Linked DNA regions of Homo sapiens: all the other regions are linked to region 1. A link is a loop called in an ENCODE intact Hi-C map of the cell type or tissue named here. Cell type or tissue: heart left ventricle. All regions are shown on one strand.

Region 1 (4,000 bases):
TCCTTGCACTGTGCTATATTTTACGGATATAAAGATAAAAGTAAGAAACAGTCTTTGTCCCTGAGAAACGCATTGTGAAATAAGGCTGGGTGAGTTGGCTCACGCCTGTAATCTCAACACTTTGGGAGGCCAAGGCGGGAGAATCACTTGAGCGACAGAGTTCCAGACCAGCCTGGGCAACCTATTGAGACCCCCTCTCTTCCAAAAAAGGAAAAAAAAAAAAAAAAAAAAAGGGTGCGGTGGCTCATGCCTGCCCCGTGCCTGCAGTCCCCAAAACAAACAACAACAACAACAAAAAACAAAAAACAAAAAGAAAGAGGAAAGAGAGATTTTAACTTAAGTATAATAAAAATTGCTCATACTATGTTAGTTGTATGAATAAAATGCTGTGGGAAATGTGGGAGTAATATAGCTCACAAGGTTGCTGTGGGGGTTAACAACAACAAAAAGCGAAATATATGTGTAAATGAAAAAAAGTCAGTTTTAGGCTTAATTATCACTGAGTAAACATTGCCTTTATATTACTTTGGCGATCTGCAGAACGCGCAGCCCTCGCCATTCAGGAGTTGTTAGTTCCCTAAGCCTCAGGTTTCTTTAGTCTGGCTGAACCAAAAGGAGTTTCTGCTTAGCTAGGCAGGGCCGGGGGACAACAGCTTCTGCGAGTCTGCGATTGTGGCGGCCGGTATATTCGGCGGTTTACGGTAATGGGCGGGCCCCAAATCCCCATGTGGTCCCGACATCATTGACATGGCGGAATCCCCCATCAAACCCTCCTGGTAGTTATTTGAGCGGCGGCGGCGGCGGCTGGAGGAGGAGAGCGGCGGCGGCGGGAGCAGCGAAGGGGGCGGCAGGGATCCTCCAGGCTGCCGGCTGGGAAGGCGTGGGCGACCCGGTGTGTGGCGCGCCCAGAGCCCCGCGTTTCAGCCCTAGGGAAGGTAAGGCGTGCAAGAGCCGGGGACTAGAGGAGACCGGGACCCCGAGCGCGATCGCCGGGTCCCGGTGCACTGGAAAGCCCCGGCCTGACGCCGAGTCCGCCAAAGTGCGTCCCTGTCCCGGGAGCGCCCTGGGCTTCCCGGCAAAAACTTGGCGCCGGAGTGCTGGGGCGCCCCGTGCTCGCCTGGGCACCCCGGGAACACGGGACCCGGGAGGGGGCGGCCCCCGCCTTGCTGGGCTGGGGTCCCCCGCCTGTGCCCCCTGCCTCAGGGTTTGGAGGAGTGAAAGAAACGGGTAGATTCCTCTTAAAAAAAATTGGGCAGTGGCTCGCGGCCTCCCCCCACCCCCAGCCTTCCCAGCAGATTTTGTCCGAGGAATCCGCTCCCCCTCCCGGAATCTCCGCGGCAGGAACGCTGCCCAGGAGGGGGAGGGCGGGCGGCGAGGCCGAGGAATCTTCGACGTGTCACTTTCTGAGGCTGTAGATTTCCATATGGTGGAGGGAAGAGGGCGGGAGTGCGAAGTGGGGCTGGAAGTTGGGGCCGCCTCTCCGCGCCGGCGGGGGCGGTCGGGGGCCTCGAACCCGGGGATGCTCGCGGGGAGGGTCCCGAGCCCGCGCCGGCCTGGCCCCCCCGTCCCCGGCTGGGCCTCTCCGGGACACTCCCCGCCCCGCTGCTGGCCACCTCCGAGCACGCCACGTCCTCCTCCCCGTCCTGCCCCCCGGGCTCCCCCCGGGCTGGGGGCGGTAACCGGCGGCCGCGGCCGGACTTGGCGAGCCGGCGGCTGGAAGCTCGGGCGGGGGAGCGGGGCGCGGCGGGAAGGAGCGGGCGACCCGGTGTGTGGGCCAGCGGAGCTCCGGTCAGTCGGTCACCCCGAGGGGCGCCTCGGCCGGGGATAGGGCGGGCGGGCGGAATCTGCGCCCCGAGGCGGCCAGGAGGGGCCGCGCGGACCGTCTGGTGCCCGCGGCTGGGCTGGGGCCGGCAGGCGTGGGAAGGGCCTGTCACTCTCGGCAGAAAGTGGGGCCTCGGGCTGTGCCCGCGAACTTTCCCAGAGGTCCGGGTCCCGGCGTCCCGTGGGAACCGGAGGACCCGGGCCCGCCGTCTCGGGAGACTGGGCTGCGCCGCCCGGCGGCGCCTTTGGCGGGGAGGCTTCCAGGAGTGCGCGGTCGGAGTTGGAGCTTTTGGAATCTCAGCTCCCACCCTGCCATCCCAGACGAAGGGAAGCAATGGCATTTTATCCAGACAGTGCCGTTTGCAGACTTCCTTAAAAGTTATAACTTTTTGTTTTCTTTTCTCCTCAACCCAGCATTTTATTTAAACAAAATTTAGAATTTGGCCGCAATGGGCCAACGCTGGGGCCAAAAATCCACAGGTTTCTCTCTCCATCCCTGCTGGTTTCTAGTCCCCCCTCCCCCTCTTCCCTCCCAGGCTTAATCATATTTTGGAACGGGTGAGGTCTTTTGTTGGGTGGGCACCCCCTGATTGCTTGTCTGTTTATTTTTTAATGTGCAACTAATTTGATTTGAATTTCCTTCAGTTTCCAGGCCTTCCTAGGGAAAGCTAAGGGAGAGGGAATATGCTTTTTAAAAATCGTTTTCTTTCTTTCTTTCTTTCTTTCTTTTTCTTTCTTTCTTTCTCCTTCTCTCTCCTTCCTTCCTTCCTTCCTTCCTTCCTTCCTTCCTTCCTTCTCTTCTCCTCCTCCTCCTTCTTGTTCTTGTTCTTCTTCTTTTTTTTTTTTTTAAATAAATGTGGCAGGAGGTGGGGCGTTGGGAATGGGGAGGCACGGTGGTTGTGGGCAAAGAGTCAGAAGGAGCAGACAGACCCGGAAGAAAAGGAATCTGCTCTGGAATAACACTTTTTTTTTGAGGCCTCAGGCCTTGGGCAAAATTGCTTCGCTCTGTAATGATTTCTGCTGCCGGAGTTGCTCCTCCACCCCTAAGTTAAAGCTATGAACCTGGGTGCCCGGGCAACGCCCCACAGTGGATAGCAGCCGGGAGCGCTGGTTTTGTGCCTTTTGTGGGGGCCCTTGGTTCCCCCTCATTGGAGGCTGACTCTGAAATTTACTGGATCAGTAAATTTCCTGGCTCCCTGGGAGCAGCTGTTAACGAGGATAAAGTCTCTGGGCATGTTTCTGGCCCTGCAAAAGGACCTCACCCATGAAGGTACAATTCTCACTTTGTTTAGATACCAGAGGGGCACCCACAGGCTGGCTGAGAATGAGGCATAGTTGATTAAAAAAAAAATCAGTCATTACAAAATTGTTTTTAAACTCACACGTGCTTTTAAAGTGTTGTGGTTTAAATTACTTTAAGATAAAAAAAATTCATCTGTAAGGATAGCGTTCATTTAAAAGATGCTAAAACTGCAGGATCTCATCATGAAATAGGAGGTTGTAGCTTCTAATTACAGTATATACAATTTCAGAAAGATATTCCGGTAATCTTTTAATACAGACTTTATAAATAGCTCACATCAGACGATGGGTTATATTGGAGAGCCAGTCTTCTGCGGTTTCTTGAAGAATGCTTGGGATCTGTGAGGAAGCTCTAGGCCCTTGGAGGCTAGGTAGCAGTTCACTCAGTAGGAGTTTGTGCTCCTTTTGCTCAGTATTTAACCTGGTAGCATTTGATGGATAAGTTCATTAGGAGCTAAGTAGAAGAACTTACCACACTTGTCAGTTTGGAAAATGAGGCCCGGGAAGGGAAAGTGACTTGTTGAGGGTCACCATTATAGACGAAAGTTTAATACAGGATTGTGTTAATAGCTCCTTTCTGGGATATCTGATGTGTACTAAGCACTAATTCCTGTGCTTTTATACATTATCTCATTAAAATTCTAGTATTTTCGATTTAGGTTGTGTTATGCACACTTTACAAACAAGGGGATTGAGATTTACAGAGAGAGAGTAACTTGCATAAGATCACGTAGCTACCAATGGTGTCATCCAATGGAATTTTCTTCAGTGTTGGAAATGGTTCTGTCTGTGCTGTCCAGCATAGCAGCCACAAGCCACATGTAACTGAGTCTTTGAAATGTAGCTAGTGGACTGAGGAACAACAGTTTAAGTTTTT
Region 2 (4,000 bases), 280 kb after region 1:
GGGAAGGGCTTTTAGGAAAAAAAAAACTAGGAACCTCTGGGTTGAGTCATTCATAAATGTCTGCCCAGTCTGTTTTAATGTTCCTAAACAGATCGTGATCTGGCCTTATTCTTGAAAACTTGAGTAAAGGAGTGAATTTTAATGGGCAAATAAGAACTTTTTATTTTAGAAAAAATTAGTTACATAAAGAAAGTATTTATGCAAAGTTGGCTTGTTTTAAGTTCTGCCTTAAGATATTGTTTTAATTTGAACCATACAGAACACTAACTGGTGCTGCTGCAGCTGTCAGAACAAATACAGGTCACCTAAGATCTTGCTATGAATATGTGGCATGGATTCATATTGATGATATATATCAATGATATGATGTTTATCTAAAGAAACCTGAATTAATCGTCTCAGCTTTGTCTCTGTCTTCATCCATTTTGTGCTGCTGTAACAGAATACCTGAGACTGGTTACTTTATAAAGAACAGAGATGTATTTCTTACAGTTCTGCAAGCTGGGAAGTTCAAGGTCAAGGACTTGTATCTGGCAAGGGCCTTCTTGCTGTGTCCTCCCATAATAGAAGACAGGAGGGCAAGACAGCGCAAGCGTGAGAGAGGGAAGGGAACCAAACTCGTCTTTTTATCAGGAACCCACTCCTGTGATAACAAACTCACTCCTGTCAAAATGGCAATGCATTTGTGAGGATAGAGCCCTTGTGACCTAATCACCTTTTCAAGGAAAAAAAAATGACCACCTCTCAACATGTTGCATTGGGGATTAATTTTCTTTTTCTTTTTTTCTTTTTTTTTTTTGAGACAGAGTCTTGCTCTGTCGCCCAGGCTGGAGTGCAGTGGTGCGATCTCAGCTCACTGCAACGTCTGCCTCCCGGGTTCACGCCTTTCTCCTGCCTCAGCCTCCCGAGTAACTGGGACTACAGGCGCCTGCCACCACGCCCAGCTAATTTTTTTGTATTTTTAATAGAGACGGGGTTTCACCATGTTAGCCAGCATGGTCTCGATCTCCTGACCTCGTGATCCGCCTGCCTCGGCCTCCCAAAGTGCTGGGATTACAGGCGTGAGCCACCACGCCCGGCCGGGGATTAATTTTCTAACACATAAACATGGGGGACACATTCAAACCATAACAGTTTCTAGTTACTCATGGTATACCCCAAGCAGGTAATTTAACGCCTTAGCCTCGGCCTTTCCACTGGAAAAACAGTGTCAGTTATCTCACGGGTACGTAAGACTGAATGAGATAAGTTGGACAACAGCCGATTCAGTGTAACGATTGTTCCATATTGTTGATATAAGTTTACCTAAGCAGATGCTAAGATCTGAGATAGGGACAGTCAACAATTAGAACAATCATGTATAAGGAATATGACATTCTTCTGTCAGGAACTTAAACAAGAGCCCTGAGGTTTATGTCACTTGTTTGAACTAAATAAAAACTGATGTTAGTGCTATCGATGGATGTTAACTTGCTATTAGCCTAACTTCTGGACATGACATGCAGGGCACAGAATAACCAGAAAAAGCACTTTGTGGGAATGTGACTACTGGAGTCCCCAAAAACCTTCCTCACTTGTGACCCAGCTAGCCCAAAAGGAAGTTCACATCTGGATACACAGAATAACCAGAAAAAGAGCTTTGTGGGAATGTGACTACTGGAGTTCCCAAAAACCTTCCTTACTCATGACTCAGCTAGCCCAAAAGGAAGTTCACATTTGGTTTCCCTGGTGACTAATGAGCCAACACAGCTGTAAAACACAGTGGACTAAGAATGAAACAGATGCCACAGAAATCAGGGGAAGCATAATTAAAAGTTGAGAGAGGAGAAAAGGCCAGCAGCCGGTAGAACCCATGCCCCTGGGGAGCCATTAGCAGGTCAGGCCAGGCCAGGCAGGCCCAGCAGTCCTGTCACAGAAACCTCCTGAAGCAGGTGGCCAGCCCCAGATTGCAGCTTCTTGGACTTCTGTATCATTCAGGAGGAGCCTTGTTTAGGGATTGAGTTGGCCCCGTAGAAGATAATCAGTAAGAGATCAATTAATCAGACTCCTGCTTAGCTCAAGTGTTGAATAGTTCATATGGATGATCTCTCATAATCCTTCTGAGTGAATTTGCACAAACCTTTTCTGGTTAGATAACAACTGTTCTGAGAATGAAGGGAATGGAGCAGCTACAAGCACAGTAATTAACTAGGTCCCACAGCATGGATGAAGAGAGCCCCCTGAGAATTTGCTTGACTCCAGCTCTCTAAGGTGCCACACTGCCTTAGGGTGGACAGTGTGTTGGTTGGTTTCATGACAAAAGCCAGGAAGGTCAGCTTTCATTCCCCTGCCCAGGCCCACATGCACTTTGGTCATTCTTGGCAACTGTGGGGATTGGAAAGTGGGGTTCTAAGTTCATTTTGGCTCTGTCCATCAGAGACCATCTTTCACATGAGTGCCCACTGCCATGTCTTACGGTTGTTTCAGAAAGCCAAGAGAATTGCTGCCCCACTATAGCTGCTATTGAAGGAAACTAAGCCAGGAAGGATTGAATAACTCAGAGGCATCTTTAGGTGCCACTTCATGATTAAAAGGAGCCCCCTCTTTTAGGGACCTCAGTCTCAGAGATCCACACACCTGTAGCAGATTCTCTGCCTTCTCTCTTTTACCATTTCTCGCATGTGTACATGATGAGGTTGTGTGTTTGGGAAGCAAACTTGATGTGGAGCTTCTTGCTGAGGCTAAATTATAAATCTCCTCTTGGTTCCTGACACCTGATTTATCAACTCGCCTTTGTCATGGCTTCTCATCGTGAGCTGGAAGAAGACTGCCTTGGGCCTTCACTAGGTGGATGGACCAACCCCATCCATCCCTTGGTTCATTTGTAAATTGTACTAACAGTCTGTTCTGAAATTAGGCCCTCGGCTCCCTTGCTCCCCCTTCCCTGAGACAGTCTTAACACATCGATCCTCTCAAAGCATTTGAAAACAGATGAACCTCAATATTTGGAGAAATACATAGGAAAATTTTCTTTGTGTGTTTGTTTAAACCAGAAGACCTAGTGATCATCCTTGGCTATTTCAGGCAGCCAAGCCTCCCCTCTTACAGAAAAGCTAGTGTGCTGAGGGATAAAATGCCTCCCTGTTTATTTGGTAACATGGAACCACAAATCATCCCACCCACTTTTCTTACCTTTGAAACATCCTCTGTGCCAGAGCGTGCAATAAAATGAAAGAGGCGTCCCTGGGGGAAGAGTGGGGTTTGGCACGAGGAACTTCTGAGTCCACCCAAATGCAGAGTGTCCCTCCCTCCCTGTTAGGAGCCTCTTATATATGGTTATGCTGAACACATACGTGCTCTTTTATTTCTGAAGCCAACATTGGTCTTTGATGTTGCCTAGGATCAGCCGGTGCTGGAACAGCTTCTAAATATAGACACTCTAGCAGACTAAATCTTAGAGTCTGGCCGTAGTTCAGTTGGCCAGTGCAACTTTATTTTTTATGTATTGTTGCCGTTTCTGACAGGTTGAACTATACTATTAACAGAGAATGGCCAGCCCAGAATCCTTCAGCCCATGTCTGGATTCAGCAGCCATGGGCCACAAGCACGTGACAACTGATAACCAAATTCATGGAACTTATTTAGCAGACAGTCATCAAACCTGGTAAGAGCAGCTCAGGAAGGCAGCAGGCATGGCTGTGGAAGAATCTGAAAGAGGCCGGGCTCAGTGGCTGACACCTGTAACCCCAGTACTTTGGGAGGCCGAGGCAGGTGGATCACCTGAGGTCAGGAGTTTGAGACCAGCCTGACCAACATGGTGAAACCCTGTCTCTACTAAAAATACAAAAATTAGCCGGGCATGGTGGCGCACTCCTGTAATCCCAGTTGCTTGGGAGGCTGAGGCAGGAGAATCGCTTGAACCTGGGAGGCGGAGGTTGAGGTGAGCCGAGATCATTCCACTGCACTCCAGCCTGGGTGACAGGGTGAGACTCTGACTCAAAAAAAACAAAAAAATCTGAAA
Region 3 (4,000 bases), 110 kb after region 1:
TAACTTTATATGGAAACTATTTAGCTTTCTTTACTTACCGTCTCCCCGACTCCACTCCCCACTCCCCCAACCTCTTTTTTTTTCCTACAGTGTTAACCAAGAGAGATATATTACCTTTGGATCTAGCCCATCTACCTCTAGATACTTCACTTGCATAATAACTAATTTAAATTTATTCCAGATGTACAAGAAGTATTTGAGATTTGGTAGTTTTAATTTTGGAAATGCTTTTAAAATGTTATCCTAGATTAGTAGGTGATTTTTCTTCCATGAAAATGTATATTTATTTAAAACCTGCGGTAGCTAATTAAACTTGAAATACCCTAAGTCCTCATGTAATGTTGTGGATAGGTTCTTGGAAACTGTAAGTGAAACATATAACAGGTCCTTGAGTTGCGTTGTTTCCTTCGATGTGGATTTGTTACAGCATTGATGAGGGGAAAAACGGTTATGCGTTATTTCACTCAAAGTTGCAGCTTCCAGGAACCTGTGGATGACGTTATGTGAGGGCTTACTGTATTTCTCTGGTTTTCAGTAAGTTAAAAGGTAGCAGAATCTAATATTTTCATTCTCCCCATCAGTAGAGGAGCTGGTGATATCCACTTGTGGATACTCAGTCCCTGTCTGATCACCAGGTTTGATGAATTGGCCGCTCACTTTAGAGGGTCTGTCAGGCTTCTTCATGTTCACAAATGACTGGAAATAAAAAGGAATACCTTTTACATCACCAACTCTCTAAGTACCTATATAACATTTCGGTTTGTTTTGGCTGCCAATTCCTCTTCACAAAAATCGCTGGTTTTGCAGCCATAGGTGGCCTCCTGGCTCTGTGTGGTTTTCTCCCTTTACTGGCTCACTCTTCATGCCCATATTGCTGTAGACCTCTCTTAGAAGCCTCACCCCTTCACTCCCCACTCCTTTTGCATTTGGGTTTCTGTGTGTATGTATGGGGTACTTAACGCCTTCTAAGTAGTAGCGCAGTGCCTGGCAAAATTGTCAGAATCAGGATCAGAATCAGACTGCCTTTGCTGTGTTTCCACGGGTGTGTTGCATTGCTTCCTGTCCGTTCTCCATCCATTGCCCATTCTCCGTACCCTTCATGTCCTCAACTACTCCCTGTCTTCACCTCCTGTTTCCTGTTTTTTCTCCTGTTTCTGCCACTCACATTCTCCATGGGAAGGGCTTTTTTTTTTTTTTTTCTTCAAACCTGGTATTTTTGGAGAGAAGGTTTTGACATTGGGGCTGTCTTTTAAGAGCCCTTCCCCTGATAGCAGAGGGGAACGTGCTCAACTTACAAAGTTTCTGAAAAAAATCACACTTCTTCTTTTCACGGGACCCCTGTTTGAAATTTGCAACAAATTAAATGCTTAGGAATCCAGGTGCCTAGGAGCCCTGCTATTTCAGCTCTTTCCCCTTAATCATGTTGGTTTACATGAGGATTGATTTTGGACTCACTGGGCCAGCTACGTGAAATGTGGTATTGTCATTGTCTCTTTGCACAGAACAATTCATTTGCTGCTTGTCGTGAATCCATCCTGTGAGGTATTATGATGACATCTGGCATGGCTTCTTTGTTTACTGTGTTTACCGTATGTGTTTAGAAGGAAAAAGGCCTGTAGTGACCACTTTTCTGTGTCGGCCCCTGGGTCAGGTTTTCCATCCTGACTCATGGGTGTCGGGACCGCTGAGATTGGTTGATGGGGTGTGCAGAATTTCCTCTGTCGGGCTTGGGAGCCAGAAAGCCACGATGAAGTTTGATTTGGCTTGTGGCAGCCTTTTCCAAATGTGAATTTGGATACAGTACAGTAAGCCCTCTAAGAAAAGGAGAAGAAGAGAAAATAATAACTCTAGAGCTGGGAATATCTGGGGAACATTGAAAAACGGGGAAAGTCTCAAAGATAGTATTCTGTGTCTCCCCTGAGCTGGTGTTGCTGTAGTGCTCAGAGGCCAGCCTTTTTTTCCAAGCCGAGTGCTCCCTGCACTTGGGAGAAACCACAGAGGCGGCCTCTGTCCTGCATGTGCTGCACGCTGCCTTGCTCCAGACTGTCTTGAATGTGACCTGGCAGCCAGTGCTGTTTCCTGCTGACGTGGCCTCCCACAACTGAGCAGAACAGAGCCACCTCAGTGTACTGAGGAAGGAGCAGGCTGGGGGCATGAATCACCAGCGGGATACGGAACAAATTCAGAGGGGAAAGCGCCTAACTATTCAGGTTTCCTGGTAGATATACTTAAAAGACACCTTTCTTATAGGAAGGAAGGAGGAGGAAGAAAAACAGGAGTGAAGAATGCCTCAAGAGTCAAACAGTGATTTGTTTGGCCCTAGGAAGGATTTCTTATCAGCAGGAGTTACCTTCTGGGGTAAGCCCCAGTCTGTCTCAAACATCTGAGAGGATGCTTTGAGGAGGCCAGACTGGACTGCAGCCTTCACAGCCACACTGTTGCACAGGTTGGTGGCGATGTGAGCTCTTAGCCCTATCCTGCAGACAGGTAGTAAAGAAACAAAAACCTAAACCAAAAGACTAGAGTTTGTGTCTTGGTGGAAAAAGTTCCCTCAACTTGGTAGGAACTGGAGAAAAGGACTCTGAGAAACTGCTCAGGAGCAAATCCTGTGGCCTAGTTTTCCCTTCAGTGCTGTCAGCTTCCCGCTTGATGCTCGATAAGCGCTTGTTTCAGCCACTACTGAATATTTTTTGAGTTTGCTTATTTGAAGGCATCCAGGACAGCTCCTTGTTACTGTCTTCTAATAGGCCCCCCAAAAGTCATAGTATCACAGAATTTTAGAGTGAGATGGGACTTTAATTGTAATCTGATCGAGACCGTTAATGGTTTCTTTTTTTTTGAGACAGAGTCTTGCTCTGTCACCAGGCTGGAGTGCAATGTTGCAATCTTGGTGCACTGCAACCTCCACCTTCTGGGTTCAAGCCATTCTCCTGCCTCAGCCTCCCGAGTAGCTGGGACTACAGGTGCGTGCCACCATGCCCAGCTAATTTTTGTATTTTTAGTAGAGACGGGGTTTCACCATGTTGGCCAGGATGGTCCTGACCTCGTGATCCGCCGTCCTCCGCCTCCCAAAGTGCTGGGATTACAGTCATGAGCCACCGTGCCCAGGCTATGGTTTCTTCTAAGAAGTGATCGTAGAACTTTGTCTTCAGTTACTCCCACCTGAAAGCCCACTGTACAAAACGTGCAGGTGGAGCTGACTGAGGGCAGAGAGGCCGGAGCCCAGCTGCTCATCTTTCTTTTAGTAGTGGCCCTGGAAACTCTTCCCCTGACCATTCCACACTCCCGCATACTTAATTGAGAAACCACTGATGAAATCTACAACCTTAATTTTATAGGTGAGGGAATTTTACCTTTGGTAGGGTCACGGTGTTAGGTCATTATGATAACTTTCAAGGTGCCTGGGAATAAAAGTTTTATAACTTTAATCTGTCTCCTGCTTTTGAGCCTTCGTGATCTCTCCAGGAGCTGCTGTAATGGCTTCCCACCCTGCGTGGGAACAAGTGGGGTGCTGGTGGGACAAGTCGGGGGCTGGTGATGTACTCTATGTGTTTGTAGGTCAGAGCTGGAAACCACAGAGAACAGCCCAGGTGGTTTCATTAGTCTAGGTGTGAGGTCACTGGGGGGCGGCAGTAGGATTGGAGATGGAGGGAAGCTTTGAAAGGAAGAGCCCTTAGCATTTTAAAGTATGGTTAAGTTTTTAAGTTACAGAAACTGGATATGGAAAATTACCAAGAGAACTTAGTCAAAGATGATCCTCAAATACCCAGCCAAAGTCATAGGGAGAATGTGGAGACTGTCTGACTTAGATAGTGGAAAATCTTTCTCAGTTTTCTTTGTTTAAGCTTCAGTAAGTCCCTCTCGTGGAGGATTCTTCTTTGGAGATAGGAAAGCAGTTTGATTCCCTGATTCTCTTTACAGCTGTGGCATCCCAATCTGATTGTTGGATGAGTTTTGGTATATGGTGTAACCCTTAGTTCCTGGTGTGTCAGTTGTCTAC
Region 4 (4,000 bases), 54 kb after region 1:
TTTTTTTTTTTTTTTTGAGACGGAGTCTTGCTCTGTCACCCAGGCTGGAGTGCAGTGGCACTATCTTGGCTCACTGCAAGCTCCGCCTCCCGGGTTCACGCCATTCTCCTGCCTCAGCCTCCCGAGTAGCTGGGACTACAGGCGCCCGCCACCGCACCCGGCTAATTTTTTGTATTTTTAGTAGAGAAGGGGTTTCATCGTGTTAGCCAGGATGGTCTCGATCTCCTGACCTCGTGATCCGCCCGCCTTGGCCTCCCAAAATGCTGGGATTACAGGCGTGAGTCACCGCGCCCGGCCCCATCTAATTTTTAAATATTTTAGAGAGTGGGTCTCTTACTGTGTCGCCCAGGGTGGTCTCGAACTCCTGGCCTCAGGCTGTCCTCCCTCTTCAACCTCCCAAAGTGCTGGGATTACTGGTGTGAGTCACTGCACCTGGAAGGAAATACACTGGTATAGCCTTTAAGGTTCAGAAAAAGATCAAAGGCAGTGCTAACTTTAGTGTACTAAGGAATCTTCTGGAGAATTTCGTGAGAATACACACTGCCTGCTCTTTCTGTTCAAAGGGAGGATATCTAGGCCTCCCTTCAGAGATTCTGGTTTAGTAGATCTAAGTGAGAACTGAGGACTCTGGATTTTTAAACAGCTGTATTGAGATATATTTCACATGTCATACAGCTCATGCATTTAAGGTGTAAAATTTAATATTTTTAGCATATTCATGTCGTTATGCAACCACCACCACTAGCAAATTCTAGAACATCGGCATTGTGTAACCACCACCACTAGCAAATTCTAGAACATCGGCATTGTGTAACCACCACCACTAGCAAATTCTAGAACATCGGCATTGTGTAACCACCACCACTAGCAAATTCTAGAACATCGGCATTGTGTAACCACCACCACTAGCAAATTCTAGAACATCGGCATTGTGTAACCACCACCACTAGCAAATTCTAGAACATCGGCATTGTGTAACCACCACCACTAGCAAATTCTAGAACATTTTTGTCCCTTCTAAAAGAAACCTCATAGCCGTTGGCAGTTGCTTCCCACCGTCAACCCCAGCCCCAAGCAACCACCAGTCTACTTTCTGTCTACATTTGCCTATTCTGGACATTTCATATAAAGGGAATCGTACATTATGTGGCCTTCTCTAACTGGCCTTTTCTACTTTGCATAATATTTTCAGGGCTCATCTATGCTGTAGCATGTATCAGTATTTTATTCCTTTTTAAGGAATGTATCCATAAAATGGATACATTTAAGCTATGCGTCCATAAAATGGATACATTTTTGTGTGTCCATTCTTCTGTTGGATGGTTTCTCCTTTTTGAGTTATTTAAGTAATGCTGCTGTGAATATCTGTGAGGAATCTGCGTTTTTAAACAAGCACCCCGCTTAATTCTGTTGCTGATAGTTCCTGCACATATCTGGAGAAACTCTAACCTGAATGGTTAGTGTTGTAGAATGACTCCCCTCACAGTGCTAAGTCCTCTGTTCCCCATCTCTTATGGGTGCTTCTGCTTGAAGAATCACTGGTCTGTGAGCGGGTGTGTAGTGGCTTAGTGGAAGTGAGGTTCCAGAACTAAATTACATGGTCTGCATGTGCAGGGTAGAGTGGACAGAAGGGACATGACAGGGACAGTAGGCAGAGTAAATGGGTCCTGTACTTTTTCAGAATCTAGTAGTGACTTGACTAGTTCCTGAACTAGGGTGTTGCTGCTGGTGGTGGTAATGGAAAGGAAGAGTCAGAGGTAACAGACTTCATCAAAGGAATACTCTCTTCAGTAATGGTGATTTTAAAATACTCGGCAATTTTTGTTTTTCATTGACTCAGACACAGTTCTGTCTAATTCTGACCTTATCTATTCCTATCATCCTGTTGTTCAAAGTAAATGTATTTTTACCAACTGTTTGAGAGAGGAAATCCTGGGATAATTAGCTGAAGGATATAGTGTAATAAAAAAATACCAAGTTTTGATATTTTGAAGCCTCTGATCTACTAGGGATGTTTAGATACAGTACAAGCCTGAGTCAGAGCTGAACTTCTCAAAGTTCTTTTTCAGACTTGGGATTCTGTGGTATATTCTGAAACTGAAAATAGCTTCTAGGAGATTCACAGTCCCCACCACCACTGCCCATTGGCGCCACTGGGCCCAAAGTGAAGGGCCTAGAACAGCTCACACCTTTTTCTGAGAGCTATAGCACAGCTTTAGAAGAGAGATTGTCGCAGCCAGTGACCCATATCGGGTACTCATAGAGAGGGGTTTTGTTTAATAGGATTACCCTTGACCAGATATCCATGATCTGTTTCACATTTTTCCGTTAGATTATTTGGCACAGATGTGATCAGATTGCCCTTAAGATGCTCTTTGTTCTGTGTACTATTTTTCCCCTCTCCTAACACAAGCATCATTAAAAAAGTCTTGGAGCATTGATACATCAAAAGATTCTTCTTTCTACCTACTTTATCAAAATCACTATGAACACTTTGGTGTATGTTCTTCTAGACTCTTTTCTTTGTTAAAAAAACAAACAAACAAACAAACAAACAAAAAGCCTAGTTTTGCACAGAGTATCACAGCGTGCACTTCCTTGTTAACCTGTTATTTCCCCCTACAAACAATGTGTTGTGAACACCTTCCTATGTTAGCAGATTGATTTCTACAGCATTTAAAATTGGCTGTAGAGTTTTGCATTGTATGGATAAAATACCTTCCAAGTTTTCACTGTTTCATACTGTGATGTATGTTTTCATACATTGTTCTAAAATATCTTAAGCCACATCGTACATATTGCCAGTTTGGTTCTCTGTGAATTTTACTGGTAACAATACAACCTAGATGCTCAGGGTTAATTAAGTATTCTGGGGCAAAGTGCCATTGAACCTGGTTCCTGGTACATACATTCATTCTGATTATTGGTTGGGATAGGTTTATAGTTGTGAAATAGGTGCTACAGACAGTTAACATAAAACATCCTGTAGCTCTCAGAAGATAGAAAATGCACCCTTTAACTTTCAGAAACTTGCATACCTATAAACGTAGAAACAAGGAATTGCATTTTTATTAATTCATGGAATCCAGTCTTCATAATGGATTTAAATAATTCTATTTAAAATATGTGCACACAATCTAAAAGCATTTTGTCATTGTAGCCTAATATCATATAAAAAGAAATTGTGCCTCTGAGTGCACAGTGGACATACCTGTTGTATCATCTGTTTTTCTGGTTTATTGCCATCTTTCTGCCAGAGTCCAGGACCCTAGAGGAGAATTTCACCATCTTCTCTGAAGTAAAATGTGATTTAGGAACCAGCTTGCTTATTTTTTAAAGTAATGAGTATCACTGTTATGTATCAAAAATAAAAAAATAGGCAGATTGATTATAATCTGTAGCCCCTTACTGTAAATTTCAAATAGAAAAGCAAGATTGAGAGGAAATACATCATCATTTTAACAGTGGCTATTTTTGAGTGGTGAGATTATGAACAATTAAACTTTCTTCTTGCTTTTCTGTATTTTCAGATTTCTAGAGTGAACATGTATTATACGCTATAACGCATAGGAATGTGGGAATAAAAATACGGGCCAAATATTTTTAAAAGGTATGGGATGAGGGCGGGTGGGCTGGAAAGAACCCATAAAGATAAGAGTGGGTAGTTACTTTTCCACTGTTAAAGAATGAGGCTTGCCAGCTCCTAAGGAAATCTCTGACCCCACCCTGTACTTTTCAAGCAAGAGCTTTTGAAGTCTTTTGTGCTAGTTAGAGACTAGCATAGTTAGTACAGCTAAGTAAGTATGTAACAGATTCTATTATTAGGTTTATCTTTGCTGATTCCCATTTGATTGACAGCGAGTTCTCCACCCAGAAAGTTTGATTTATTTTGGCAGTTGGAAGAGGATTTTATGGAGCACTTGTTATCTAAAAAAAGTAAGGCTGTGGAACCTGCTTCCCCCACCCCTCTTTTTTAGCTGTTTGGGTTGGTCCTAGTGAG
Region 5 (4,000 bases), 74 kb after region 1:
CTCTGAATCTCCTTTGTCACTAGTCACTGAACATTGTGGAATAGAGTTATTTGTGAACTCAGTCAAGTAGCACTTGGGGGAAACAATTTAGACAGTAAGTGAAACTTTAACAAATTATTAGGGATTGAACTATTATCTCTAACATTAATTAAAAATTTTTATTGCAACAGTTGGGCTTGCACAGTTTTACAACTAGATATTTTATCTTTGTACATCCTTCAGAAGCATAAAAGCGAATTTTTATTTTGTGAAAAGTAGAATTGGGAGCAATTGCTTGGAAAATACCCAAAATATACTAATAATTCAAATAAGTTAATCATTTATTTGATGTCAGTACATGCCCCCTGCTCTAATCTATCATACAGTATATCCAACCTCTGTCTATCGTAGTATATTCTTTGCATATACTTGGTTGGAGCTGACCTTGCTGCTTAATAATTTATATTATTTTCTCCTGCATTGTACTATCAACCTCTTAAGAACAAAAAATATATAATAGGTGCTCAGTAAATGTTTGTTAGTTGAATGCATTTCATGTCTTCTCACCACTGATGCAGATAACTCCCTTCCTGATTCCTCAGTCTCTTCCTCTGCTGGATTACTTCCACCAACATACAGTAGTATCTTTTATCTTAAAAACGTAAACACCTGCACCTCTCCCCACCCAATAAAACAAAACCTCCTCAGTTGATTCCACATCCCCTTCCAGTTGCTACCTTCTGTCCCTTTTTCCCTCTTTGGCAGTATTTCTCCACTTCCTCTCCTTCCTTACCGCCCACTTTACAGTCTTCACTCTGTGTTCTCATCTTCCTCTTCAGTCTTTAGCATGTTCTGTTGGCTTTATCTCAGGAGTGTGTGCTGAATCCATACTCTGCCGTATCCACTTCACTTCCACTACCACTGCTGGACCCCGTGCCGTCATCTCACTAGGGTAGGACAGGACAACCCTTCTCGCTGGTCTCTCTGCTTTCCCTTTTGCCCCACCAGAAAGCAGTCTCCACATAGATCCTGAGGGGTCTTTTCCAAATAAAAACTTTCTGATGTCATTGGCCTACCTCAGGCCACGTTCTTACACCTGGAGTGAAATCCAGTCATGCTGCCTGGCTGCCAGCCTTCCGTGTTAGTGCTGGCCTCTCTCTCTGTCATTCTCTGCCTGCTCTTCTGCTCACTGTGCTCAAGTAGTTCATGGGAAGGTTGCAGAGTGTTGTGGATGGTTTCAAGATGCAGTGTTTGGTCTCCCAATTAAAAGAATTACTAATACAAAGAAAAAAAAAAGACAAGGTATTTAGTCAAATGTGAGTAAACTTGGAAAATGACTTAGGTCTCTCAGATGTGGTCACCTCATTCCCATTTGCCTGTGTAGCCAAGAGACCTGAGGCCACCCATCCATGTTGTTGTACACCATGTTTATGTTTTGTTGATTTCTCCCACATGTCTGTAATTCAGCTTGCCCAGCAGGCTACGTGGCATTTCCCTACCTTGCATATCTTACCTCAACTCTAAGCAGAAGCTGCTTAACAATTTTGGTTAATAAAACCATATTTTCAAAGCTGGATGAGGTGGTGCATGCCTGTAATCCTAGCTACTCAGGAGGCTGAAGTAGGAGAATCCCTTGAGCCCAGGAGTTTGAGACCAGCCTGGGCAACAAAGTGAGACCCCATCTCTAAAAAGAAAACAAAAACAAAAACCCGCATTTTTATTAAATCTTTTTTTAATCTTATTAAAGCTTTCTCTAAAGCTAATAAGAAGAATCTGTTAATGTATCTGTTTTATAAATAGTCAAAATACTCAAGCTTTATGAAAAAGTGGGGGTACACTTAAAAAATCTCACAAGAAGGAACTGTTTTGTCTTTTTAATTAGTAAATATGTTTGTGTTAGAAGCATTAACATCCTTGGTTCCAAGCTATTACTTGGCATTAACTCTAACTTTTCCTTAATGGGCAAAATTGTTAAGTGGGTAAAGTGTGTTAGAAATGTCCCTCTCAGCAGGACCAGCCCAAGATTTACCATGCTTTGTCATTGCCTCTACATCACTGGGGCTCAGCCTAGGCAGTGGCCTCTGTGCTTGACATTTTTCTTCCTCATTCTGCTCCCAGAGTCTCCATCCTGTGTCTCCTCATTCTTTCAAGCCTCAGTTCTTTCCTTTGGGTTCTAACATTTAGCATTGGCCTAGGTGTGCGTGGTAGAGGCTTGGGGCCTGTGGGTTGAACCCAGGTGAAGGCACAAGGGGAAGACAGAGTGAAGGAGAAGGAAAACCAAAAGTGGCAGAGAAACACAAGAGGATGTAGGGAAAGGGGAGAGATAGAGGGCCATTCAAAAGAAGAAAGAACAAAGGTGAGTCTCCAAGACAGGATCCCAGAGTGTGGGGCTGCATGAGTTTTGAATGCTTGCTTTGGGCACCTGCTGATGTTTGCTGCCTGCCCTTAAGAGCCTGCGTAATGTGGTGCTCAGGTGGTTCCATGTTAAAGGATCAGGCTACAGCAGACATACCAGAGAAAGTGATCTATATGAATGTTTTCTGAGGCTTTTACTGTGCTTTCTCACTGAAGCAACACCTTTTCATCTTAATAAGAACCTTTTGCAGGCACAGGATTGACTCTAGGGGTGGACATTGCAGGCACTGTACAACAGACCCTCGGCGGTGGCATCCTAAGGTATGTGGCACCTCAGCCACCTCTCACATCATACAGTTGTTAAGAGCCATCCCCTGGCCATAGGATTCTGCCTCTGAATATCTGTTAGGAGTGTGTATGGTGAAGCTTACCTTGTATGTATTTACAGCGTTCTTAATACTTTGCAGCTGTGCAAAGGACATTCTAAACATTTCTATATATGCAAAAGAACTACCACAGTTATGAGAAAGCTCTGCAGTTCCCACAGCCCTCCTCCTTCTGATTTCTGTTCTGCTGGTTCTGGATGTAATTAGGACTAGTTCTTGGCAGGATTCTCTGTTGCGTTCTGGCTCTCTAAATAAGACACACTGTTAATTTTCATTATTTGAAGTCAAATTAAGTTTGAAACCTTGGCTTGTCATTTTGCGCAGGTAGGAGGGAAAGGGCAAGAGTGAAAAGGATGATTATTTTCTTAAAAAGAAAAGTCATCCTCATTACGAATGAAGCTTTTAAAAGCATTATCAACTAAAAATAAATAACAAGAAACAATGTGAACAGAAGCAGCTTACACAGTTTTCCTTATTTAACAGCTTTACTGAGGTATAATTCACATGTCATACCATTCACCCACTGAAAGTATACAATCATTGGAATCTGGTATATTCACAGAATTGTACAACCTTAACTACAATTAATTTTAGAACATTTTTATCACTCTAAAAAGAACCCTAGAGGGATCACTCCCTATTTCCTGTTTCTCTCTCCCTTCCCCCCGTCCTAGGTAACCACTAATTCACTTATTTTCTGTCTCTGTAGGTAGATATTGCCTATTCTGGAATTTCATATAAATAAAATTACATAACATTTGGTCTTTTGTGTCTGGCATCTTTCACCCAACATCTTTGTTTTTTTTTTGAGATGGAGTCTCGCTCTGTTGCCCAGGCTGGAGTGCAATGGCACGATCTCTGCTCACTGCAACATCCACCTTCCGGGTTCAAGCAATTCTCCTGCCTCAGCCTTCCGAGTAGCTGGGATTACAGGCATATGCCACCACGCCTGGCTAATTTTTGTATTTTTAGTAGAGATGGCATTTCACCATGTTGGCCAGGATGGTCTTGAACTCCTGACCTCAAGTGATCTGCCCGCCTTGGCCTCCCAGAGTGCTGGGATTACATGTGTGAGCCACCACGCCCGGTTCACTCAACACATTTCTAAGGTTCATTCATATTGCAGCATGTGTCAGTACTGTATTCCTTTTTTATTGCCAAATATTTTACTGCATGGATCTACCACATTTTATTAATCCACTCATGATCTGATAGACATCTGAGTTATTTTCACTTTTTGGCTGTTATGAATAATGCTGCTATGCACAGATTCTTGTGTG
Region 6 (4,000 bases), 390 kb before region 1:
TATCAAGCACAAAACTTTCCCTAAAATTTTAACAAAGATGTGGTAGAGAAAACAAAATTCCGGGAATTTATTTACTAACAGAGGCTATCATTATCAACCTTGTTGAAGGACTTGCTACCTAAAGAATCATAACCAAACACAAGCAAATCTTACCATTTCAGGCATTTAATTTTTTCTCTATTTACTGCAAAGTACATGTAAAGCTCAATAGCTATTTACCCACTTAAAGATAAGTTTTAATCAACATTATACATATATAGAAATAGACAGTAACTATACAAGAAGGACTAATATTTTAGTTCTTTTATGTTTGCCATGTGTCTTAGGCCAATCATTTATCATTGTAGGCTCCATTTGAATTTTATCAACTAGCAAACGGGCCAAGATTTGAAAGTAAAATAAAGTGTTCATTTGTTCCCCACTCCACCGAATGGATGTGGAGAAACACTGCCATTCCCTTCATCAGCTTACATGATGCATGACCGAAAGCTCAAAATAGACCATTTAGAGTTTTGGCACCTGTAGTTGAAGTGCATGATTGCCTGTAGAGCATTTCCTCCGCCGGTTGAAATGTCTCCTTCGAACCCTGGCAGAAGTGGTATCACGACATATACCCGGTATTTCTGGTTTTCCCTGCAAAGGTCAGATGCAGAGAAATTCACCCAAAAAATAAAAGGTAGTATCAATTTTAGATGACAGCCAAGCAGTTCACATGGTTTTTGAGATTGAGTGAATGGCTTCCTACAACACGTTCTGTCACATTTCAGGACTTGGGAGGGTGTGCTGTTGGACTGGAAGACAGAAGCTGTCATCCAGGCTATCGCTTCATAGCCTGAATAACAAGCTAAACTTGGCAGTAAAGTAGAAATTGTACCCATTGTCTCTCTACAGCATAATCGCTTGTAGGACAAAATGCAGTGTAAGAAATCCTTGCTTGGATCCCATGGAAAGAGGCGGGTAGGGGAGGCTATAACAAAGTTTTGGAAAAAGAACTTAATAGTTAACACAGTACCTAGCTAGAGCCGTGGAAATAGTAGACATTCAGTTAATAATTGTTGAGTAAATCAGTTCTCATAGCCTAGATCGCAGGGGCAAAAAGACACACTGGACCCATTACATTTTCCAAAACAGAAGTCATCATTATCTACTTAGAAACTCTGAGTTTTCAGCTGTAAAATGTTACCCTAGGCCCTTTAAGAATTCTGAGTGGCCGGCCGGGCGTGGTGGCTCATGTCTGTAATCCCAGCACTTTGGGAGTCCGTGGCAGGTGGACCACGAGGTCAAGAAATTGAGACCATCCTGGCTAACACGGTGAAACCCCGTCTCTACTAAATATACAAAAAATTAGCCGGGCGTGGTGGCGGGCGCCTGTAGTCCCAGCTACTCGGGAGGCTGAGGCAGGAGAATGGCGTGAACCCGGGTGGCGGAGCTTGCAGTCAGCAGAGATCGCGCTACTGCACTCCAGCCTGGGTGACAGAGCGAGACTCCATCTCAAAAAAAAAAAAAAAAAAAAAAAGAATTCTGAGTGGCCAGTATGTATATTTAAGTCCCCTGCACATACAACACAATATTTCATGTCCCATTCTCTCAAGTGATTAATGACAACCTTTGAAAGAAAATGAATTCTACTCAATGATATAACAATAGAAGAAGAAAGTGTAGCTTTCTCTCTTTGACGGGCATTCAGAAAATCAGAAATTTGAAGTATGCTCCAAATAGGTACCATTTATTCAGAATCAAAAGCTATTAACGTTCTTGTCTCTATTTATAGGATATACAGGGAGAAGAAAAAGCCTCGAAAGGAATGTGACATACACTGTGATCAATGAATCTCGCTGGGATATCCGGGAGGACTATATTCACACAAAGGTGTTGTCATTGGTTAATTTTCAAGTCCGATCCTACTTAAACTTCTCATTTCTAAAGTGCATTTTCTTCTAAACAACTAAATTTTTCTTTCATGTGAATATTATCAGTACTCTTTGGGGGATCAGATTTTATTACTGATGTCTCTAAAGTCGATGTCAGGGCAAGTGGAAAGAGAAGTTCAGGGCAGAAATGACTACCAACAATGAAATTTGGAGGCCTGTGAGTTTGGCTGCCATGCTAAGAAACAAGGATCTTGAGTAGGTTGTTGTAATGGCATGGATTATTCACTAGATGGCAAACATAGTTTGAGTTGGAAAGAAGACATTAAAAAATGTAAACTGTTCAAGTTTGCTGCTTGGTAAGAATAAAAGGCTCACATCCCTAAATGGTGAGCAGGATAGCGAAAAAGAACAGACAAAAAAAAAAAAAAAGAAAAGAAAACCTAAGCTATTAAGCTATTTCCCCACAGCCAACATTTAAAAGTCAAAAAATTAAACTGGACAGTTAAAAATGGATGTCATTTGGCCTCAACTGCCTTTTCAGAATTCAGGATTATACTGCCTTACAGTATAATCCTCCCATCACCACAGCCCAGTGACAGGAGACTACCACCCTTTGTTCAGAGGTACACCTTCCTACTAATAAAGCTTGGCTCATCAGCCTTCTGGGCCTCCAGTGAATCCCACTTCTTCTAGGTCACCTTATTGGCTATTTCCTCTGCCAAGCCACTTGGCTCTTCCAGTCAGAGTTGTTTTATTCTTGCCTCGGCACTCATAGCACATGGCCAGGATGTCTGTTCTGCACTCTTTCTGCTTTACACGATAGTGATACACACATCTGCTCTCTAGGCTATGTGATAAGCTCCTTTGAAACACAGGATGCCTGCCCACATATCTTTCTGGTTTTGGTAGTACCCAATCAAAGACCCTTGCACATGCTATGCACTCGGTATTATTTGCTTTAGGAGGATGGGATCAGGTTGGAAAAATGTTTCTGGGGAAGTTTCTGGTAGAGAAGAGGTTAAGCTGAACAGGAATTTTTTCCTTTAAATTAAATTACATTTTGTTTGTAAAGTGTATATAATATATTACATACATTTTTTTCTTTAAATAAAATTATATTTTATGTCTTTAAATTAAATTACATTTTATTGTGGTAAAATACATGTAATATAAAATTTGCCATTTTACCCTTTTTTTTTTATTTTGAGATAGAGTTTCGCTCTTGTTGCCCAGGCTGGAGTGCAATGGTGCGATCTCGGCTCACTGCAACCTCCGCCTCCCAGGTTCAAGCAATTCTCCTGCCTCAGCCTCTTGAGTAGCTGGGATTACAGGTGTGCACCACCACGCCCAGGTAATTTTGTACTTTTAGTAGAGACGGGGTTTCTCCATGTTGGTCAGGCTGGTCTCGAACTCCTGACCTCAGGTGATCCGCCTCGGCCTCCCAAAGTGCTGGGCTTACAGGAGTGAGCCACCGCGCCCAGCCCCCATTTTTAAGTGTACAGTTCAGTGGCATCAATTACATATACAATGTTGTACAACTATCATAATGATCTATTCCCAAACCTTTTCAACATCCCAGACAGAAACTCGGTGACTATCCAGTCATAACTACCCTGTTTTTCCCTGCCTGCACCCCTTGGAAACCTCTAATCTGCTTGTCTCTATGAATCTGCTGGTTCTGGATTTTGCATATAATTAGAATCATACAATACTTGTCCTTTATGTCTGACTTGTTTCGCTTAGCATAACATCTTCAAGGTTCACCCATGTTGTAGCATGCGTCAGAATTCCCTCCTTTTTAAGACTGAATAATATTCCATGGTATGTACATATCACATTCATCTGTTAATGGACACTTATGTTGTTTCCACCTTTTGGCTATTGTGAATAATACTGCTATAATACTAGCATACAGTATCTGTGAGTCCCTGTTTTCAGTTCTTTGGGGTTTATATTCAGGAATGGAACTGCTGGGTCATGTGGTCATTCTATGTTTAGCATTTTGAGGAACTACCAAACAGGTTACTTTCAAATGAGTAACATATGCTCATAGTACAAAATGTAAGAGGTAGATGATTATACAGTGAAAAAAAATCTCTCTCACTCCTTCATCCTGAGGGCAACTCCTG
Region 7 (4,000 bases), 290 kb after region 1:
TTCTAACTGTGTGCCTCACTTTCTTTCTCTACAGTGGTTATAGCCAAGAGGTGGTGTGCTACACATTAGGAAATATCCCTCAGATGCCTTCTGCACCAAGGCTGGTTCGAGCTGGCATCACATGGGTCACGTTGCAGTGGAGTAAGCCAGAAGGCTGTTCACCCGAGGAAGTGATCACCTACACCTTGGAAATTCAGGAGGATGAAAATGTGAGTTTTACAGATTTTATACTTCTCTGTGTTTTGTACGAGTCAGTATTATTATAGCTACAGGGCACCATGAAATTAGATTAACTGCATCAGTTCAAAGCCAAACTCTTAATTTCTGCCTCTGTCACCACCACTACCAACACCGGCCTGTTCTTTCCCATCTCTGTAAATGACATTTCCATCCTTTCAGCTGGGGAAGCAAAAACTCTTGGAGTCATCCTTGATCCTATATATAATCAGAAAATCCTTTTGAATCTTCCTTAGAAATTATTTAGAAATTAACCATTTTTATCTCCACAGCTACTATCCTTTTATGAGCCACTCATCTCACCTGTGGATTATTGCAATAACATAATATTGTTATTGGATTATAGCCTCTTAATATTCCTAACTTCATCCTTACTAGGCTTCAGTCTGTTCTCCATACAGAGCCTGGGTGGAGAACATCATCTTGTAAAATACAAATAGATCATGTCAGCACCCTGCTCAGAATCCTTCCTGTCTCAGTGCCTTCCCCTCTTTTTCAGAGTAAAATCCCTAGAGCTCTTACAATGCCCACAAGGTCCTGTGTGATTGGGCTCTCCATTACTGTCCTCGTTGCTTCCACTCACTGTAGTCTTATTAGCCTCTAGTCTGTTCTTTTTGTTTTGTTTTGTTTTTGAGATGGAGTCTTGCTCTGTCACCCAGGCTGGAGTGCAGTGGCGCGATGTTGGCTCACCTCAAGCTCCGCCTCCCAAGTTCATGCCATTCTTCTGCCTCAGTTTCCCAAGTAGCTGGGACTACAGGCGCCCGCCACCACACCCGGCTAATTTTTTTTTGTATTTTTAGTAGAGATGGGGTTTCACCATGTTAGCCAGGATGGTCTCCATCTCCTAACCTCATGATCTGCCCTCCTCAGCCTCCCAAAGTGCTGGGATTACAGGTGTGAGCCACCGCACCCAGCCAGCCTCTAGTCAGTTCTTTAAACACACCGTGTGTGCTGTGGCCTCAAAGCCTTTTCAGTTCTGCCTTCTGGCCAGAATGCCCTTCCAGATGTCTTTGACTCCCTTCCCTCATTTTCTTCAAGTCTGTTCTCATATGTCATTTCTTTGGGCAGTCCTTCCCTGATCACACTGTAGAACAGCACCACCCAATAGAACTTTCTGCAGTGATGGAAATATTTTATAATTTGTGCCATCCAGTATGGTGGCACCTATACACATACAACTCTCGAGCACCTGACATATGCATGTTGGCCTATAGTATGGAGGGTTTGTGCTTGTTTGTTTGTTTTGAGATGTAGTTTCGCCTTGTTGTCCAGGCTGGAGTGCGGTGGTGCAATCTTGGCCCTCTGCAACCTCTGCCTCCCAGGTTCAAGTGATTCTCCTGCCTCAGCCTCCCGAGTAGCTGGGATTATAGGCACGCAGCTCCACGCCTGGCTAATTTTGTATTTTTAGTAGAGACGGGGTTTCTCCATGTTGGTCAGGCTGGTCTCGAACTCCCAACCTCAGGTGATCTGCCCACCTCAGCCTCCCAAAGTGCTGGGATTACAGTTGTGAGCCACCAAGCTCAGCCAGTACTGAGTTTTTAATTGTAATAAACTTAAATTCAAAGAGCCACATATGGCTACCATATTTACCTCCAGCAGCTGTAGAAAGCCCTCACCAGTTCCACCACTGTATCCTCCTACCTAGCTTTAGTTTTTGTCATAGCACTTAACACCATGTGACATACATAGCAGCTTTTCTGTATTGTCTTCTCCCACTGGAATGTGAGCTTCTTGTGGGCAAGGCCTTTTCTGTTCTTGGGCAGTGCTGAATCCTTAGAGCCTAGAGGACAGCCCAACACAGAGAAGGTACTAAGTAGTATTTTGATGAGTGAATGATAGAATGATAGAGATAGAACTATTGAATGAGTTCCCTGAGTTCAACTTTTAGTGGAATGTTTGCCCTCCTAAAGGATTGTGCCCTTTCCCATCTAAGCTGTCCTTTCTCCCATGGCCAGAAGAGGGCACTGTGTGGTCAGGAAGCTCAGCCACACTTTACTGCATAGCACATTGCAGTTTGATAGTAAAGACCTCGGTGCAAAGGGCTTTTTTCATGACAACATTAAAAATGTTAAATGTATTTTCAAAAGTTGCTTAACTCCTTTGTCACAATAAATTTGACCAGACCCAGGAGAAATTACAGTGTGATGGAGATAAATTTTTATTTAAAGCTCAAGTGCTATCCACAATACTCTGGGCTTCTGATTTTTCTCTTTTGCGGTAGCTGCCAGACCTCTGGCCAGTTGCTGGTGATGGTAGGGAAAGGCAGTATAAAAATCCTGTATTCAAAGGTATTTAATGCCCAGAATTTTTTATACTGATGTTTCTTCCTGGCTTTGCCTTTTCAGGATAACCTTTTCCACCCAAAATACACTGGAGAGGATTTAACCTGTACTGTGAAAAATCTCAAAAGAAGCACACAGTATAAATTCAGGGTGAGTCAGTCATTTTGCTACCTGAACTGCTTAAAAATGAAACTGTTTTCTATTTCACCATTTACCATGTCAGATTGACTCTACAGGTTAAAAAATGAAGTTCACAGCACTTTACATTTTGAAAGTAACATTTATAAAGTGTACAACATGCTTTATTTATTTATTTGAGATGGAGTCTCTATGTCACTCAGGCTGGAGTGCAGTGGCACGATCTCGGCTCACTGCAACCTCTGCCTCCCGGGTTTAAGCAGTTCTCCTGCCTCAGCCTCCCGAGTAGCTGGGACTATAGGCGTGTGCCACTATGCCCGGCTAATTTTTTTTTTTTTTTTTTTTTTTTTTTTGTATTTTTAGTTGAGACGGGGGTTTCACCATGTTGGCCAGGCTGGTCTCAATCTCCTGACCTCGTGATCCACCTGCCTCGGCCTCCCAAAGTGCTGTGATTACAGGCATGAGCCACTGCGCCTGGCCCATGCTTTAATTTTAAAACCAACTTGTGAGCACAAAAATTGTCATCATGTGCTGTAATAAATTGCATTTACAGCATGGCCAAATGCCCTTGCCTGGGAAGAGACACACCAGGTGCTGGAGTGCACCTGTCACTTACCTGCACTCCATACCTTTTTCCTTTCGAGCAGTCTCTTTGCTCTTCACTTTCCTTTGCTCTTCTGCCCATTTATTTTTCCTCACTTGCTTGTAATTTTCTCTTCCATGACCCACCCCCTCCCTACCTGGGCTGTCTTTGGTCATTAACAGCCACCATTAATGTTACTATAGGACTATGTGTAGTAGCCAAAAAAGTGAATATGACTTTACGATCACTAAGAGATCAAAACGATATTCTGCAGCACTGTATTTTCTAGTATGACAAGTGTGCGTTTTGGAAGATAAGATTGTCTTCTGATTCCACACATTCTTCTCTAAGTCAGGGACCAAATGCTATTATTTGGCACATAGCAATCACTCAATAAATAGTTGCCAAATTATCAAGTGCAGTGTGTGACTATTTGAGGGAAATGATAATTTTTAACATATTTTTTAAAACCCTTATTATCGATGCTGGCTATGAGAACATAGCTATACTGCTAACGTTTCTCCACAAGGTGGCATTGCCCTACGCTTTAAAAAGTGGGGCTATTTTTATGTCCCCCCCCCCACCCCCATATTTTCCTTTCACAAAACAATACAAACCAGGTGATGACATACTTGTTTTATCATGTCTTTTTGAAAGGGTAAAAATATCTTTAAAACCCATCTTATCATTTTATTTTTATTTATTTATTTTTTGAGTTGGAGTTTCGCTCTTGTTGCCCAGGCTGGAGTGCAATGGCATG

What was found. Peaks named below come from ENCODE experiments on the same cell type or tissue, not always from the same donor. Only the 100,000 strongest peaks of a DNase experiment are listed, where the experiment ranks them.
Region 2: it touches region 1 in a loop (2.2-fold over the local background); 23 of 110 quality-filtered maps call a loop at or near these places.
Region 3: a loop joins it to region 1, with 2.2 times the contacts of the local background. A loop is called at or near these places in 20 of 110 quality-filtered maps.
Region 4: a loop joins it to region 1, with 2.9 times the contacts of the local background. A loop is called at or near these places in 30 of 110 quality-filtered maps.
Region 5: a loop joins it to region 1, with 2.0 times the contacts of the local background. A loop is called at or near these places in 39 of 110 quality-filtered maps.
Region 6: a loop joins it to region 1, with 4 times the contacts of the local background. A loop is called at or near these places in 11 of 110 quality-filtered maps.
Region 7: a loop joins it to region 1, with 3 times the contacts of the local background. A loop is called at or near these places in 73 of 110 quality-filtered maps.

Annotation. Positions count from the first base shown.
Region 1 is chr3:172,038,837-172,042,836 of GRCh38, forward strand. It overlaps FNDC3B (fibronectin type III domain containing 3B), which reads left to right and starts at 742. Exons shown (of 26, transcript NM_022763.4): 1 at 742-935. RefSeq lists enhancers at 562-1,229, 1,230-1,896 and silencers at 815-994, 1,135-1,234, 1,415-1,664, 1,725-2,094. In heart left ventricle, CTCF peaks have their summits at 2,033 and 2,929; DNase peaks (open chromatin) are centred at 705 and 1,635; H3K4me3 peaks cover 3,741 bases; H3K27ac peaks cover 3,458 bases.
Region 2 is chr3:172,316,403-172,320,402 of GRCh38, forward strand. All of the region lies in intron 11 of FNDC3B (fibronectin type III domain containing 3B), which reads left to right. Among named protein-coding and RNA genes, the nearest start is that of GHSR, 130 kb to the right of the region's middle. In heart left ventricle, no CTCF peak of the experiment used is centred here; a DNase peak (open chromatin) is centred at 1,899; H3K27ac peaks cover 4,000 bases.
Region 3 is chr3:172,151,396-172,155,395 of GRCh38, forward strand. All of the region lies in intron 3 of FNDC3B (fibronectin type III domain containing 3B), which reads left to right. Among named protein-coding and RNA genes, the nearest start is that of FNDC3B, 110 kb to the left of the region's middle. RefSeq lists enhancers at 1,884-2,178, 1,891-1,980. In heart left ventricle, no CTCF peak of the experiment used is centred here; DNase peaks (open chromatin) are centred at 1,676 and 2,056; H3K4me3 peaks cover 299 bases; H3K27ac peaks cover 2,261 bases.
Region 4 is chr3:172,093,261-172,097,260 of GRCh38, forward strand. The region is part of intron 1 of FNDC3B (fibronectin type III domain containing 3B); the gene reads left to right. Among named protein-coding and RNA genes, the nearest start is that of FNDC3B, 56 kb to the left of the region's middle. In heart left ventricle, no CTCF peak of the experiment used is centred here; a DNase peak (open chromatin) is centred at 2,151; H3K27ac peaks cover 1,779 bases.
Region 5 is chr3:172,113,056-172,117,055 of GRCh38, forward strand. All of the region lies in intron 2 of FNDC3B (fibronectin type III domain containing 3B), which reads left to right. Among named protein-coding and RNA genes, the nearest start is that of FNDC3B, 75 kb to the left of the region's middle. In heart left ventricle, no CTCF peak of the experiment used is centred here; no DNase peak of the experiment used is centred here.
Region 6 is chr3:171,644,391-171,648,390 of GRCh38, forward strand. It overlaps PLD1 (phospholipase D1), which reads right to left. Exons shown (of 27, transcript NM_002662.5): 22 at 520-633. Among named protein-coding and RNA genes, the nearest start is that of PLD1, 160 kb to the right of the region's middle. In heart left ventricle, a CTCF peak has its summit at 2,151; no DNase peak of the experiment used is centred here; H3K27ac peaks cover 2,464 bases.
Region 7 is chr3:172,330,507-172,334,506 of GRCh38, forward strand. It overlaps FNDC3B (fibronectin type III domain containing 3B), which reads left to right. Exons shown (of 26, transcript NM_022763.4): 13 at 35-209; 14 at 2,583-2,669. Among named protein-coding and RNA genes, the nearest start is that of GHSR, 120 kb to the right of the region's middle. In heart left ventricle, CTCF peaks have their summits at 2,186 (motif pointing right) and 3,769 (motif pointing right); no DNase peak of the experiment used is centred here; H3K27ac peaks cover 296 bases.